Linked DNA regions of Homo sapiens: region 2 is linked to region 1. Evidence: read pairs that join two places in POLR2A ChIA-PET (ENCODE). Cell type or tissue: Caco-2. All regions are shown on one strand. Each heading gives the region's core, and the rest is flanking DNA. Links, peaks and the distances in the headings are about the cores only.

Region 1 (5,375 bases), core at 146-5,145:
GACTCCCTATAGTTCTTCAACAGGATGGAGAGTTTTCTGAAGTATTAATGGTATGACTGAGGAGATCCTGTTTTGAAAGCAAGTCCTGAGTCTTGGGGTAATGCAAGTGGAGGGATACGAGCAGAATCTGCTTAGGGAGGGTCGCAATGGTGGAGATATGGTCCCCAGCTTGTATTAAGGAAACAAAATGTCTTCTTTATTGAAGAAAGGGACAGTATAGTTTTTAGTAAGAGTCCAAACAGAGCCTAGGCATGTGTACCACTCACCCCAAATAATCTAGGCTGTCCACCATTTTTTTTTTGAGACCGAATCTCGCTCTTTGGGAGACCGAGGCAGGCAGATCACCTGAGGTCAGGAGTTCGAGACCAGCCTGGCCAACATAGTGAAACCTCATCTCTACTAAAAATACAAAAATCAGCCGGGCGTGGTGGTGCATGCCTGTAATCCCAGCTACTCGGGAGGCTGAGATAGGAGACTCGCTTGAACCCAGGAGGCGGAGGTTGCAGTGAGCTGAGATCATGCCATTGCACTCCAGCCTGGGCGACAGAGGGAGACTCCGTCTCAAAAAAAAAAAAAAAAAAAAAATTAGGCAGGCGTGCTGTTGAGCACCTGTAGTCCCAGCTATTCAGGATGCTGAGGTAGAAGAATTGCTTGAGCCCGGGAGGTCAAGGCTGCAGTGATTTTGTCACTGCACTGCAGCCTGGATGACAAGGTGAGACTCAGTCTCAAAAAAAAGGAAAGAAAGAGAGAGAGAGGGGAAGGAAGGAAGGAAGGAAGGAAGGAGAGAGGGAGGGATGGAAGGAGGGAAGGAGGGAGGGAGGAAGGAGGGAAGGAAGGAGGGAAGGAGGGAGGGAGGGAAGGAGGGAGGGAGGGAGGGAAGGAGGGAGGGGGAAAGGAAGGAGAGAGGGAGGGATGGAAGGAGGGAAGGAGGGAGGGAGGAAGGAGGGAAGGAAGGAGGGAAGGAGGGAAGGAGGGAGGGAGGGAAGGAAGGAAGGAAGAAAGGAAGGAAAGAAAGAAGGAAAAGGAAAATTTAAAGTTTGCCAATCCTTATGCTAGAGAACTGTTCCCATTTGTTCAGCTCATCTGGAAGGATAATAGATGGCAAAAAATAGCATAAAATTTAGTTTGTGGCCATAATCCTCACAACAACCTGTTGATGTAGGGTGACATTCTCATCACATTCACAGATGAGGAAACTGAGATACAGAGAAGTGAAGTGACACAGCTAGTAAGTGCCAGAACCAAGATCTGGCCCCAAGCAGGCTGGCTTTATAGACTGGCTCCTATCTACTACAGAGAACTGTCTCCTTTGTAGAGCAAGGCTAGACATGCAGCCTTTATACAGCCTCCACCCTGCCAGTGTTATCACGATTCCGGAGTTCATTGAGGCCTCAGCTGGACTAAAGCAACATGCTCCAGTGCAACATCTGGACCCTTGCAGACAAATAATTGCACTATTCTTTACATCCTGTCTAAGTTCCCTTGTCACATCTGTGAGGAAGGCCTCCCTGTTCTACTTTCCTCAGCCATACTCTCCACACATAGAAAAGGACAAAGACTTAGCTACTTAGGAACATCACTTGGCTGCAGTGAGCTATGATTGTGCCATGCACTCCAGCCTGGGTGACAGAGCAAGACCCTGTCTCTAATAAGAAAGAACAAAGAATTTCATAAGTAATACTTATTCATTCACTATTATTAAATTCTAGCATTTTCTTCTATCTGCTTCAGAATTTCGTTTATTAAAAAATAAAATATAGGCCGGTCTCGGTGGCTCATCCCAACACTTTGGGAGGCCAAGGGTGGGGTGGATCACGAGGTCAGGAGTTCAAGACCAGCCAGGCCAACATGGTAAAACCTCATCTCTACTAAAAAAATTAATAATAATACAAAAATTATCTAGGCGTGGTGGCACACACCTGTAATCTCAGCTACTAGGGAGGCTGAGACAGGAGAATCACTTGAACCTGGGAGGCAGAGGTTGCAGTGAGCCGAGGTTGCACCACTGCACTCCATCCTGGGAGACAGAGTAAGACTTCGTCTCAAAAAAAAAAAAAAAATTGGCCAGGGCGGTGGCTCACGCCTGTAATCGCAGCACTTTGGGAGGCCGAGGCGGGCGGATCACGAGGTCAGGAGATTGAGACTATCCTGGCTAACACGGTCAAATCCTGTCTCTACTAAAAATACAAAAAATTAGCCGGGCATGGTGGCAGGCGCCTGTAGTCCCAGCTACTCCGGAGGCTGAGGCAGGAGAATGGCGTGAACCCAGGAGGCAGAGGTTGCAGTGAGCCGAGATCAAGCCACTGCACTCCAGCCTGGGCGACAGAGCAAGACTGCGTCTCAAAAAAAAAAAAAAAAAAAAAAAAAAATTAGCTGGGTGCCGTGGCAGGCACCTGTAATCTCAGCTACTCGGGAGACTGAGGCAGGAGAATCGTTTGAACCTGGGAGGCAGAGGTTGCAGTGAGCCCAGATCATGCCATTGCACTCCATCCTTGGCAACAAGAGCGAAACTCCATCTCAAAAAAAAATTAAAATTAAAATTAAAAAAATAAAAAATAATAATACTAAAATATAGCCCCAGTTGAAAATCCCTGTTCACTTCTGTATCTCTTTTCCTTCTCTCTCCAGCGGTAACCACTATTCTGAAATTGGAGCTTATCTTTCCTGTGCGTGCCAGAACTCTTAACTAGCCTGCCTTTTTTTTCTTTTTAAAATTTCATCATCCAGCATAGGCAAGAAATACTAGCTTTTCAAGTTCATATAGTCTCTCCAATCATTTTCATCCCTCCTCTGATGAGATATCCTTTGAACCTGGTTGTTTGGAGTTCAGTGTCTTTGTTCATGGTGATCTTAATCTATTCATAAGAGTGGTTGCCAGGCAAGAAAGGGGGATGGAAGTAAACAGAACTAGTGTCACGTCTGAGTCATTAGTCGGCCACAATTAAGTGCTTCCTATCTCAGTCTGTGACATCCAGCTGCTACTCACAGGGCCAAAGCAAATATAGCAGGGGCACTTCCTATGAGGGCCTTTGTTTAAGTGGTGTTCCAGAGTGCATGCTGTACTGGGTAAGGCAACCCACAGCAGATGAAAACATCTTGATCAAAGGGATGAGGAAGGAAGGAAACCAGAAGTCACAAGTAAGAAGCAGTGACAAGCATTGTCTTCCAAGAATCATCTTCAGTTTTCCAAAAGGAATAAGTTTAGGCCTGATGTGGTGGCTCATGCCTATAATCCCAGCACTATGGGAGGCCCAGGCCGGCAGATCACTTGAGGTCAGGAGTTCGAGACCAGCCTGGCTAACATGGTGAAACCCCATCTCTATTAAAAATACAAAAATTAGGCAGAAGTGGTGGCTCACACCTGTGGTGCCAGCTACTCAGGAGGCTGAGGCAGGAGACTTGCTTGAACCTAGGAGGCGGGGGTTGCAGTGAGCCAAGATTGGGCCACTGCATTCCAGCCTGGGCAACAGAGCAAGACTCCGTCTCAAAAAAAAAAAATAGTTTAGGGGTTACAAGATGGTAAGGTCAGAAACTGGTCAGAAAATGAAAGGCAAGATAAGTTGAGGCAAACAGCTCAAGACCTGGGCTGAACTGAAAAAAGAGGAAAGGGCATGGTGGCTCAGGCCTGTAATCCCAGCACTTTGGGAGGCTAAGGTTGGTGGATCACCTGAGGTCAGGAGCTGGAGAGCAGCCTGGCCAACATGGGGAAAACTCGTCTCTACTAAAAATACAAAAATTATACGGGCGTGGTGGCATGTGCCTGTGGTCCCAGCTACTCAGGAGGCTGAGGTAGAAGAATCGCTTGAACCCAAGAGGTGGAGGTTGCAGTGAACCAAGATTGCTCCACTGCACTCCAGCCCAGGCAAGACAGCGAGACTCCAAAAACAAAAACAAAAACAAAAAAAAAAACAAGAGGAAAGAGTAATAGGGACCTATGCTGCGTGTCCTTTATTGATTTGCTCCTCTAGATCCACTCTCTTTTTTTTTTTTGAGACAGATTCTCACTCTGTCACCCAAGCTGGAGTGCGGTGCCTCGATCTCAGCTCACTACAACCTCCGCCTCCTGGGTTCAAGTGATTCTCCTGCCTCAGCTTCCTGATCAGGTGGGATTACAGGTGCGTGCCACCACGCCCGGCTAATTTTTATATTTTCAGTAGAGACGGGGTTTCACCATGTTGGTCAGGCTGGTCTCGAACTGCTGAGCTCAGGTGATCCACCCGCGTTGGCTTCCCAAAGTGCTGGGATTACAGGTGTGAGCCACCGCGCCTGGCCTAGATCTGCTCTCTTCTCTGTTCTGTACTCTGGGAGACTGACCTATGTACATCACATCAGTGAGCTCCATTGCCTCTGGCTTCCAGCTGGGTTGGTTTGTTTGTCTGTCTGTCTGTTTGTTTGTTCTGTTTTGTTTGAGACAGAGTCTCACTCTTGTTGCCCAGGCTGGAGGGTAATGGCACAATCTCAGCTCACCGCAACCTTCGCCTCCAGAGTTCAAGCGATTCTTCTGCCTCAGCCTCCCGAGTAGCTGGGATTACAAGCATGCACCACCATGCCTGGATAATTTTGTATTTTTAGTAGAGACGGGGTTTCTCCTTGTTGGTCAGGCTGGTCTCAAACTCCTGACCTCAGGTGATCTGCCCACCTTGGCCTCCCAAAGTGCTGGGATTACAGGCGTGAGTCACCGCGCCCGGCTTCTCCAGCTGAATTTGGTCAGTGGGGAGGGACTGGCAAGGATTTTCAGAAAGGGCAGAGAATGAAGTTAGGGTACTTATTCCCTAACTTTTTTACTGAGGGGTTTCCAGCAGGCTGGCTGGCCCTTTCTCTCACCTGAATGAAGGTCATAGTTCCTCCTGTGAATTAGCCCTTTCCATACAATATTTGCTCTTCTCCAACCCAAGTGCAAGAAATCACCCCCTTCCTTTGCTTCCTACTTTGTTAAACCTGGGTTCTGCAATATAACTTATGGATTCTCTACATCCTATATAAATGTTGTAAATAAGCCGGGAGCGGTGGCTCACACCTGTAATCCCAGCACTTTTGGAGGCCGAGGCAGGTGGATCACTTGAGACCAGTAGTTTGAGACCAGCCTGGCCAACATGGCGAAATTCTGTCTCTACTAAAAATACAAAAATTATCCAGGCTTGGTGGCACAGGTCTGTAATCCCAGCTACTCAGGAGGCTGAGGCACGAGAATTGTTGGTCCTGGGAGCTGGAGTTTGCCGTGAGCCAAGATCTCACGCCACTTCATTCCAGCCTGGGTGACAGAGTGAGACTGTGTCAAAAAAATAAATAAAAATAAAAAAATAAAATAAAAAGCAAATGTTGTAAATAGTTGTTTTATTCAGTGCTTCTTTCAAAAAAATTGGTTAGGCTATCTG
Region 2 (5,375 bases), core at 214-5,213, 61 kb after region 1:
TCCAGGCTGGAGTGCAGTGGCCCTATCTTGACTCACTGCAGCCTCCGCCTCCTGGGTTCAAGCTACTCAGCCTCCCCAGTAGCTAGGACTACAGGCATGCGCCACCACGCCTGGCTAATTTTTGTATTTTTAGTAGACACCGGGTTTCCCCATGTTGGCCAGGCTGATCTCGAACTCCTGACCTCAGGTGATGCACCCGCCTCGGCCTCCCAAAGTGCTGGGATTAAAGGTATGAGCCACCTCGCCTGGCCAGTCCATTTTTTTTTTTTTTGAGACAGAGTTTCGCTTTTGTTTCCCAGGCTGGAGTGCAATGGCACCATCTCAGCTCACTGCAACCTCCGCCTCCCAGGTTCAAGTGATTCTTCTGCCTCAGCCTCCCAAGTAGCTGGGATTACAGGTGCCCACCACCACACCTGGCTAATTAGGTCCCTTTTTTTTAATAAACCACAAGAAAAATTTGACACCTGACGCTGTGGCTCATGTCTGTAATCCCAGCACTTTGGGACGCCAAGGCGGGCAGATCACCTGAGGTCAGGAGTTGGAGTCCAGACTGGCCAACATGGTGAAACCCCACCTCTACTAAAAAAACTAGCCGGGTGTGGTGGCGTGCACCTGTAGTACCAGCTACATGGGAGGCTGAAGCAGGAGAACTGCTTGAACCCAGGAGGCAGAGGCTGCAGTGAGCCGAGATTGCACCACTGTACTCCAGCCTGGGTGACAACAGTGCACCTTTGTCCCGAAAAAAAAAAAAATTGACACAAGGAAAATATCTGCAGCCTGGGCAACATGGCGCAGCCCTCTCTCTAATAAAAATACAAAAATTAGCCGGGCGTGCTGGCTTGTGCCTGTAGTCCTAGCTACTTTGGGGAGCTGAGGCAGGAGGATCACCTGAGCCTTGGGAGGTGGAGGCTGCAGTGAGCCATGATTGGGCCACTGTACTCCAGCCTGGGCGAAAGAGTGAGACCCTGTCTCAAACAAAACAAAGAAACAAAAATCTGAATTGTAGACTCTTTGTAGATAAGAACATATTTTTTAAAAAAGTTAAGACTAGGGCCAAGTGCGGTGGCTTTCACCTGTAATCCCAGCACTTTGGGAGGCTGAGGTGGGCGGATCACCTGAGGTCAGGAGTTCAAGACCAGCCTGGCTAACATGGTGAAACCCCATCTCTACTAAAAATACAAAAATTAGCTGGGTGTGGCGGTACACCCCTGTAGTCCCAGCTACTTGGGAGGCTGAGGCAGGAGAACCACTTGAGCCCATGAGGCGGAGGTTGCCGTGAGCTGAGAACGCAACATTCAACTCCAGCCTGGGCCACAGAGTGAGACTCCACCTCAAAAACAAATAAAAAGTTAAGACTAAAACAGTTTATAGTGATTAGGAGTTCAGCTGTCTAGTTTTGTTTTTGTTTTGAGATGGAGTTTCACTCTTGTTGCCCAGGCTGGAGTGCAATGGTGCGATCTCGGCTCACCTCAACCTCTGCCTCCCAGGTTCAAGCAGTTTCCTGCCTCAGCCTCCCGAGTAGCTGGGATTACAGGCATGCGCCACCACGCCCGGCTAATTTTGTATTTTCAGTGGAGACGGGGTTTCTCCATGTTGGTCAGGCTGGTCTCAAACTCCCGACCTCAGGTGAAAAAGTGCTGGGACCTCAGGTGAAAAAGTGAGTCACTGCACCTGGCCCAGCTGTCTCGTTTTTAGAAATAGATTAAGACTCAAAAAAAATATTGCCCACCGTAATATATCTGATTATTAGCAAAGCTTGGACTAGAGTCTAGGTTCTAGTCTAGTGGCCCTTGTACTATACCTGTAATTTTATTGCTTTCTAGTGCATTGGATGATTCCAACTAGGCTGACAAAGTAATAATATCTAAAGGTTAGCCAGGACCATTTCAATAGTTAAGAATTATTATTTTTTTCTTTGGTTTTTATTTTATTTTGTCTTCCTTTTTTTTTTCATTTTCAGGAAGTGAGCAGTTTCTCAAAATTATTATAATTAATGGACCAGCTAATTTGTATAGTGCTTAAAATATTTTAGTAACATAAATTTTACTAAATAAATTTACTAATTTAGTAAATAAATGTTCTCCTTTTATTTCATTGTAAACATTAATTTCTTTAGTAAATCCTGTATTTATATTGTAAATGTTTAGCGATAAAATAATGATATTTCACTGTTTTTGTTTGGTCTAATATTTAAGTCTGGTAGGTAGTATTAGCAGAGAGCAAAACCTACAGTTTATGAAATAAACATTCATTGAGCACTTAATGTGTTCCAGGCATTCATTGTAGTATGTGGTAGGATTCCAAGGATAAATATGGCAAAACAAATGCCTTTCTTCTGTTTTTTTTTTTTTTTTTTTTTTTTTTGAGACGACGGAGTCTGGCTCTGTTGCCCAGGCTGGAGTGCAGTAGCGCGATCTTGGCTCACTGCAGGCACTGCCTCCCGGCTTCACGCCATTCTCCTGCCTCAGCCTCTCAAGTAGCTGGGACTACAGGCACCCGCCACCACACCCGGCTTAGAGTGTGTGTGTGTGTGTGTGTGTGTGTGTGTGTGTGTGTGTGTGTGTTTTAGTAAAGACAGGGTGTCACCGTGTGTGTGTGTGTTTTAGTAAAGACAGGGTTTCACCATGTTAGCCAGGATGGTCGCATTCTCGTGTGTGTGTGTGTGTGTGTGTGTGTGTGTGTGTGTGTGTGTGTGTGTGTTTTAGTAAAGACAGGGTTTCACCGTGTGTGTGTGTGTGTGTGTTTTAGTAAAGACAGGGTTTCACCATGTTAGCCAGGATGGTCGCATTCTCCTGACCTCGTGATCTGCCTGCGTTGGCCTCCTAAAGTGCTGGGATTACAGGCGCGAGCCATCACACCAGGCCGCCTTTCTTCTTTTTTTTTTTTTTTTGCTTTTTTATGTTCGTCTGTTTTTATTTTGCTTTTGTGTGTTTGTTTGTTTTTCCATTGTTCTTTTGAGGCTGGGAGATTATCATGAGCTGTCAATTCTCAAGCTTTATCTCTGTGAGATAATCTGGTAATAGTTTTATAAAATGTAACCTGTTAGCACTATTAAAGGACATTGTGTGAGTAGATATGAAGAGACAAACAGTAGTGATAAGATAAAAAATACTTTAGAATTTAACAAATACTGTTTCTGTATCTTAGAGGTCATGTGCTACAGTGTTTGGAAAGAGCCCTACGTTGGGTACCACAGTACAGGTTATTGACTTTGTTTCCAATTAGCTGTGGGATTGTGCATGTCAATGACCCCATCTTTCTTTACATGTTCACATTTTTGATATGTTATTTTAGGTGTTGAATTCAAAACATAAAAAGGGTATTTTAAGGCCGGGCGTGGTGGCTCACGCCTGTAATCCCAGCACTTTGGGAGACTGAGGCGGGCGGATCACGAGGTCAGGAGATCTAGACCATCCTGGCACCCCTCTCTGCTAAAAAAAAAAAAAAATACAAAAAATTAGCTGGGCGTGGTGGCAGGCGCCTGTAGTCCCAGCTACTTGGGAGGCTGAGGCAGGAGAATGGTGTGAACCCGGGAGGCGGACCTTGCAGTGAGCCGAGATTGCGCCACTGCACTCCAGCCTGAGCTACAGAGCGAGACTCCGACTCAAAAAAAATAAAAGGGTATTTTGAATATTTTATTTTATTTATTTGTTTTTGAGACATTGTCTTGCTGTGTCACCCAGGCTGGAGTTCAGTGCATGATCCCAGCTCACTGCAACCTCCACCTCCTGGGTTCAAGTAATTCTGGTGACTCAGCCTCCCAAGTAGCTGGGATTACAGGCGTGTGCTACCACACCTGGCTAATTTTTTTTTTTTTGGTATCTCTTTTTTTCCCCTCGGAGACAGAGTCTTGCTCTGTCGCCCAGAGCTGGAGTGCAATGGCTGCGATCTCTGTTCACTGCAGACTCCGCCTCCTGGGTTCAGGCAATTCTCCTGCCTCAGCCTCCCGAGTAGCTGGGATTACAGGCGCACGCCACCACAACTGGCTAATTTTTGTATTTTTAGTAGAGACGGGGTTTCACCATGTTAACCAGGTTGGCCTCGAACTCCTGACCTCGTGATCCACCCACCTCAGCCTCCCAAAGTGCTGGGATTACAGGTGTGAGCCACCACACCCAGCCTTTTTTGTATTTTAAGTAGAGACAGGATTTCACCATGTTGCCCAGGCTGGTCTTGAACTCCTGACCTCATGTGATCTGCCCGCCTTGGCCTCCCAAAGTGCCAGGATTACAGGCATGAGCCACTGTGCCGGCCTTTGAGTATTTTAAGTTATAAAAGAAATATGTGTTTCTATATATATTATATAATATATATTATACATGATATATAATATATATGATATAAATTATATTATATACAATATATTATATATGATTAATATATAATATATGATATATCATATATAATATCAAAATATATAATATGTATATAATAATGTATGATATATATAATATAGTATATAATATATTACATGTATAATATATTATATATAATATATAATACAATATATGTAAAATATATATAATATATAACACAATATAATATGTAAAATATATTACATATATAATATATATATTTTTCAGACAGAGTCTAGCTCTGTCACCCAGGCTGGAGTGCAGTGGTGAGATCTTGGCTCACTGAACCTCCGCCTCCCAGGTTCAAGCGATTCTTCTGCCTCAGCCTCCCAAGTAGCTGGGACTACAGGTGTGCTACCACACCTGGCTTATTTTATTTTATGTATTTATTTATTTTTCTGAGACGGAGTCTTGCTCCTGACCTCATGTGATCTGCCCGCCTCGGCCTCCCAATGTGCTGGGATTCCAGGCATGAACCACCGTGCCTGGCCAGAGATATGTGTTTATTATAGAAAATTTATGAAATAGAATAATGACGATCATATTGTCTACAGGTTGTTTTAATCCCCCCCCCCCCTTCAACATTCTATAGTTAACATTTCTGTTTTTTTTTTTGAGACGGAGTCTCGCTCTGTCGCCCAGGCTGGAGTGCAGTGGTGCGATCTCAGCTCACTGCAACCTCCGCCTCCTGGGTTCATGCCATTCTCCTACCTCAGCCTCTCTAAGTAGCTGGGACTACAGGTGCCCGCCACCACGCCTGGCTAATGTTTTTGTATTTTTAGTAGAGACGGGGTTTCACCATGGTCTCCATCTCCTGACCTCGTGATTAGCCCGCCTCAGCCTCCCAAAGTGCTGGGATTACAAGTGTGAGCCACTGCGCCCAGCAGTCTTTTTTTTTTTTTTGGTTTGGTTTGGTTTTTTAGACAGAGTCTCACTCTGTCCCCCAGGCTGGAGTGCAGTGGCACAATCTCAGCTCACTGCATCTCCGCCTCCTGGGTTCAAGTGATTCTCCTGCCTGAG

Evidence for each region. ChIA-PET counts read pairs that join two places held together with the same protein. Peaks named below come from ENCODE experiments on the same cell type or tissue, not always from the same donor. Only the 100,000 strongest peaks of a DNase experiment are listed, where the experiment ranks them.
Region 2: POLR2A ChIA-PET joins it to region 1 with 12 read pairs; 8 of 35 experiments call an interaction of 5 or more read pairs at or near these places.

The regions. Positions count from the first base shown.
Region 1 is chrX:123,800,745-123,806,119 of GRCh38, forward strand. No RefSeq gene overlaps it. Among named protein-coding and RNA genes, the nearest start is that of XIAP, 57 kb to the right of the region's middle. In Caco-2, for the core only: no CTCF peak of the experiment used is centred there; a DNase peak (open chromatin) is centred at 2,967.
Region 2 is chrX:123,862,118-123,867,492 of GRCh38, forward strand. All of the region lies in intron 1 of XIAP (X-linked inhibitor of apoptosis), which reads left to right. Among named protein-coding and RNA genes, the nearest start is that of XIAP, 4.8 kb to the left of the region's middle. In Caco-2, for the core only: no CTCF peak of the experiment used is centred there; no DNase peak of the experiment used is centred there.